2 separate regions of the Homo sapiens genome follow, and region 1 is linked to region 2. A link is an interaction called in ENCODE POLR2A ChIA-PET data of the cell type or tissue named here. Cell type or tissue: Panc1. All regions are shown on one strand. Links, peaks and the distances in the headings refer to the core of each region. The heading gives the core; the rest is flanking DNA. Region 1 has its middle 12 kb from the start of PRG2. Region 2 holds the start of LOC105369309 (a long non-coding RNA gene).

Region 1 (2,906 bases), core at 274-2,773, 170 kb after region 2:
AAACAAAGGCACTAAGATGCTTCATGACTCCTACAAGGACACCCAATCTAAGAACGTGATAACAGGACCCAGATCTGTCTGCCTGCACTCTTCCCCAGCCCAGGGCTCTGAAAGGAATTCATAGCCCTGCCCCTGGTAATTGACATTTCTGTGTGCTTGGATTCTCTCCATTGACTGCTGGGGAGACAAAAGTATCGCAAAAATTGAATATGAAGATTGATATTTTTCATTGACTTTGGCTTAAGATTTGGGGTAACTCGAAAGTCTTTTTTTTTTTTTGCCTTTGAAGTTTTCCCATTCCAAGTAATAAAGAACTTGTGTTGTTTTGTTCGGTGGAGACAAGCTAAAGCGAGTGCTTGCAGGGAGGTTTTCTATCCTGAACTATAATAGTGGCATTCCAGACTCCACAAGGTGTGAAGTGTGGTGCACGCTCTGAAGGGCACACAGATGTTACTAATAACACCTGCAGCCACACACAGCACACCTGCTACAAGCCAGGTGGTTTATATTGATCACTCACTACATGCCAGGTCCCCTTTGAAGTGCTTGACGTTCATCCAGCCACTCAATCCTTACAACTCTATAAAGTATTCCTATTGTTACTCCATTTTACAGATGAAGCAGCGGAGGTACCAGGAATCTAAGTGCCAGAGCTTGTGTGGGGAGGAACTGGAAGTTGGTCTTGGACAGTCCATCTCCAGAGCCCAAGCTGCTGCTACCTTTTATTCCCAAGGTTACTCTCTAGTCCTTGCAACAAACTGCCGTGGTACCTATTTCCATTACAGGTGAGGAAACTGAGGTTCAGGGTGGTTAAGGTCACACAGCTGATCAGTGCCTGCAAAGCCCAGAGCTTTCCCACACACCCTACTGCTCTAGCCAGCCTGCAGGCCTGGGAGGTGACACTGGACCCAGGAAAGAATATGCTGAGGGGCCTGTGAGCAGATGTTTGGGATTAGAACATAAAAACTCAAAATTGGGCGGGCCACGGTGGCTCATGCCTGTAATCCCAGTATTTTGGGAGGCCGAGGCGGGAGGATCACGAGGTCAAGAGATCAAGACCATCCTGTCCAACATGGTGAAACACAGTCTCTATTAAAAATACAAAAATTAGCCGGGTGTGGTGGTGCACACCTGTAGTCCCAGCTACTCAGGAGGCTGAGACAGGAGAATCGCTTGAACCGGGAGGCGAAGGTTGCAGTGAGCTGAGATCGTGCCACTGCACTCCAGCCTGGCGACAGAGAGAGACTCTGTCTCAAAAAACAAACAAACAAACAAACAAACAAACAAAACACCTCAAAATCCCTGGAGGGTCTGGTGTGAACACAAGCCATGGTCCTGGGTTTAAGATACACTCAGACATTGTCCTGTCTGTGAACTCCTTATCACCAGAGGACTGGATCTTATGCCTGGAAGCCTGGATGGAAAATGTTCTTCCCAAAGAATGTCAGAGGAATGACTCACTGCTGTGCCCATGTCACACCTGAAGCATTTGAGAGTCATCAATCCCCTGAGGGGCTGGCAGGAAAAAGGGCTCCTAGACATAACCACTGGGACCATCACTCCAAGCTTTGAATTTGGGGAGGACTGCTTGAGCCTGGGAGGTCGAGGCTTCAGTGAGCCATGATCTTGCCACTACACTCCAGCCTGGGTGACAGAGTGAGACCCTATCTGAAACAAACAAACAAACAAACAAACAAAACCACGTGGCAGGAGGAAGGCTCTCAGGGCAGAAAGATGAGAGCTGTGCCTGTGGGTTGTTTCTCCTGCTTACTCCCTCTCGCCCATTTTCCCTAGAAATCATCTCTGATTCTCACAGAATAGAAGTGTTCTTAGCAGCACCTGGGCAGGACCTGCCAGCACCTTCAGCTAAAGTACAGTTAGCACCAGATTATGGATAGTGATTAGCGGGTATGAGGTCATTCTCTGGAATATCCCAAGGTGCTCTTTTGTGATAAGCCCACTTGACAACAGCTCGCCTTCTGAGTGTTTTTATTATTTGCACTCTCCAATCTGCTGACCAAGGCTGCCCTCTGGCTCACCGTCATCTAGGACCCCCACACAGGCAGGGAAGGGGAAAGGGAGTAGGGGGTGGATGGGGATAAACAAGGCGTGGCAGAACCACGAGATGGGGTTGTGAGCAGCCATTTAAAATCATGTTTTTGGCTACTATTTGATTACATAAGGAAAAGCTTATGAGATCATTTAAATTATCACATACATCCAGTCAAATGACGGGAGGGAACATACCAACATGTTAACCATGATTATCTCTGAGTGGTCCAATTAATGGTGATGCGTCTTTTTCATGTCCCTCTTTATTTTCTCGTCTGTTTTAAATGATATCTTTCTTACAAGAGAATAAATGCAGGCTGGGCATGGTGGCTCATGCCTGAAATCTTGGCACTTTTGGAGGCCGAGGCAGGGGGATTGCTTAAGGCCAGGAGTTCAAGGCTGCATTTAGGTATGATGATGCTGCATTCAACCTGGGCAATAGAGCAAGACCCCACCTCAAAAAAAAAAGAAGAAGAAGAAGAAAGAAGAAGAGGAAGAAGAAGAAGAAGAAGAAGAAGAAGAAGAGGAAGAAGAGGAAGAAGAGGAAGAAGAAAAGAAGAGGAAGAAGAGGAAGAAGAGGAAGAAGAGGAAGAAGAGGAAGAAGAAGAAGAAGAAGAAGAAGAAGAAGAAGAAGAAGAAGAAGAAGAAGAAGAAGAAGAAGAAGAAGAAGAAGAAGAAGAAGAAGAAGAAGAAGAAAAGAAGAAGAAATGTAAAGTAAAGGTAATGTCTAAATGAATGTGACCTTGGGAGCCAGACAGACCTGGTTTAAATACCAGCCCCACAATGTGCTAATGGGTGAACCTGACTTTCTTCATCTATGAAATGGGGCTGATCATATGCACTTCCCTGGGCTG
Region 2 (2,906 bases), core at 178-2,677:
TGGGTGTGGAATATATGAGGACTCTCTGTATTCTATCAGCAACTTTTCTGTAAATCTAAAACTCTTCTGAAACAAAAGGTTTATTAACAAAACCTCGAATGATCCTCAAGCACCTTTGTGCCCTCCTACTTCCCAGTTGGTGGCTCATCATGGATCTGACTCTCCACTTGCCCTGTGTGTTCTCAATAAGAGACTTCCTCTCCTTTCTAAGCCTAGAGTCACAGAACACGCTCTTGCCTGGCAGTGAGGAACCTGAGATCTAGTCCCACTTCTGCCACCATCCCACTATATGACCATGTGTCAATCATTTCCCCCTCCCAACCATAAGCCTCAGTTTACCCCTCTGTTCAATGAGAAAGTAAGACTAGAAGGTGCTTCTAGTCGGTCCATGAAGGCAGGGATGGTGTGTCTCATTCACGGCAGCATCTCCAGCTTCTAAGACAGTCCCAGGCACAAGACAGACACTGAAAAACAAAAAAGGATTCAATGAATAAATAAATGAGCATTGCTCTGATACTCCAACACTCTAACTAGAAATGGAAACTTCTAGAGTGAGCTCAGCATCTCAGAACCTCCTTTCTTGTGTATTTGATTTCAAGCTCCCTGGGTCACATCTTTGTGTCTGTCTCCAACGTCGTGCATGGAGACTTTATAAGCATTTGTGCAATGATTGAGAAGAGCTGGCCCTCCCAGATCAGGCCCTGCAAGTGTTGAACTCCTTGGAATGCAGACAGTGGTGTCTGCTGAGACGGTAGGGAGGTGTGTCACATCTAAAGCTTATTGCGCTGGGGGTCATCCTGGCTTCTGAAGTTGGGGAGGATCTTCCCACGGAATCTATCTGCCTCTTTTTAACAAGCTCAGACTGAAAGGGCCTGGGCCTCCCAACCCCTAGTTAGGAGACCCTGGCAGATAACTTAGAGGAAGATAGCTCAAACCCAGGGAGGGAAGAAACTGGAAGTGACAAAAAGAATAAAAAAGAAAAGAAAAAAAGAAAAAAAAAAAGCCCTGCACAACCCCAATTGTCTAGAGACCTGGATTCCTGGATTTTAGTCCCAGCCCCCAGTATTCTCGGCATCCACGCCATGAGAACTGGGCAAGATTTTCTCTGTGCCTCTAACTGGCCAACCTCCCAGAGTTGGAGTGGGGGTGAGTAAAAACAAGGATGAGTGTTCGTTCCAGTTCCTCAGAGGGGCTGTGTTCTCCGTGGGCAATTCCTCTGCCCAGAACATTTTCCCCACTAACCACTTACACTCCATGCTTCAGAGCAGGCTCCAGGCAGGCACCGTGGCTGTAAAGTCTCCCCTGACGCCCTGCCTGACTCCTTCCATTGTCTCCACGACAGGCCCTCGAACACTTCACACATTCCCTTAGAACTCACCACCCTGGGCTGTAATCGCCCATTTCACTGTCTGCCTCCACCAGCCGACTGCGAGCCCACTGGAGGCCGCTCACCATTTGGTCCTGCGTCCAGCATAGCGCTTGGCACATACGTGATAAATAAGGACTTGTGGAACAAACAGATGAATGAATGGGTGAATAAATGAAGGCATGTGTGAACCAGTGAATTAGTAAGTGCTGTCACAACCAAGGGAAGGCTAAAACCGTATCATGTTTTGGATAGCTTACCTCAGATTTCCCAGGAGACTTGCTGAGGTTTTTTACAGCATCTGTAAAAATAATGATAATAGTGGCTCCAATAGCCTGTTGTTGCCGTCGTAAATTCCCAAAGGGCTTTCCCTGGTGTGTTTCAGAAGAGGGAGAGCAGGCACTGATTCCCTGCCCTCAGTCTCCCTCCCTGCCTCCCCGTTTCTTCTTCCCACCTATGTTCTCACTCTCTGTCTCTCTCTGTCTCTATTTCTCTCTCCTCACTCTGCCTCTCTTTCACGGTCTCTGTCTCTGTCTTTGTCTCTGTTTCTTTCTCTTCCCACTGTCCCTGTCTCTCTCTCTCTCTCTCTCTTTCACTCTCTCTGCCTGTTTCTCTCTCTTCCCTCTCTCTCAATCTCTCTCTCCTCTCTCTTCTCTCCCTCTCCTTCTTTCTGTCTTTTTCTTTCACTATTTCTGCCTCTGTTTCTCTTTCCTCTCTCTTTCTGTCTCTCTTTTCTCTTTCTCTCCCTCCATCTCTGTCTCTTACACTATCTTTGCCTCTGTTTCTCTCTTCTCTCTCCCTCCCTCTGCCTCTGTCTCTATCTTTTTCACTATCTCTGCTCTGTTTCTCTCTCTTCTCAATCTCTCTCTTTCTCCCTGTCTCTCCTCTCTCTCCCTCCTTTGTCTCTATCTTTCTCTTTCACTGTCTACCTGATTCACTCTCTCTTCCCTCTCCCTCTGTCTTTTCTCTCTCAATTCCTCTCTCCCTGCTTCTATATCTCTCTCTTTCACTATCTCTGCCTCTGTTTCTCTCTCCCCATACTTCATTTCTCTCTCTCTGTCTCTCTCTCTCTTTCTCTCTCCCCCTCTCTCTCTTCCCTTGTCTCTATCTTTCTCTTCACTATCTCGCCTCTCTCTCTTCTTTCTCTGTCCCTCTGCTTTCTCCTCTCTGCCCTGTCTCTGTCTTTCGGGTACTCTCCATCATTTCCCTCCCCATCCCCATTCACTCTCCACTGTGTGCCAGGCATCTCACACAGAAGTTCTCACTTTCCTTCCCAGACACCTAGTGTTGCCTCATTTGTACTTTGGGAGAAACATCCCCTTACCATGGTCAAGAATGTGGGCTTTGGGCTTGGGAGCCAGACAGATTCAGCTGGTTCCAAGCCCAGCTCTTCCACCTGCTAGTCTGTGATCTTGGTCAAGAGGTCTAACTAACCTCTCTGAGTCTCAGCTTCCTTATGAGCAAAATGAGGTGAAAATGCCCCCTCTTAAAGGATGGCTGCAAGGATTAAATGAGATAATGCTTGGGAAATGCTTAGCAC

The links. ChIA-PET counts read pairs that join two places held together with the same protein. Peaks named below come from ENCODE experiments on the same cell type or tissue, not always from the same donor. Only the 100,000 strongest peaks of a DNase experiment are listed, where the experiment ranks them.
Region 1: POLR2A ChIA-PET joins it to region 2 with 6 read pairs; 2 of 35 experiments call an interaction of 5 or more read pairs at or near these places.

What each region holds. Positions count from the first base shown.
Region 1 is chr11:57,400,902-57,403,807 of GRCh38, forward strand. No RefSeq gene overlaps it. Among named protein-coding and RNA genes, the nearest start is that of PRG2, 12 kb to the left of the region's middle. In Panc1, for the core only: no CTCF peak of the experiment used is centred there; a DNase peak (open chromatin) is centred at 1,451.
Region 2 is chr11:57,229,758-57,232,663 of GRCh38, forward strand. It overlaps LOC105369309 (a long non-coding RNA gene), which reads right to left and starts at 1,869. Exons shown (of 7, transcript XR_007062670.1): 1 at 1,627-1,869; 2 at 1-464. In Panc1, for the core only: no CTCF peak of the experiment used is centred there; no DNase peak of the experiment used is centred there; H3K27me3 peaks cover 369 bases.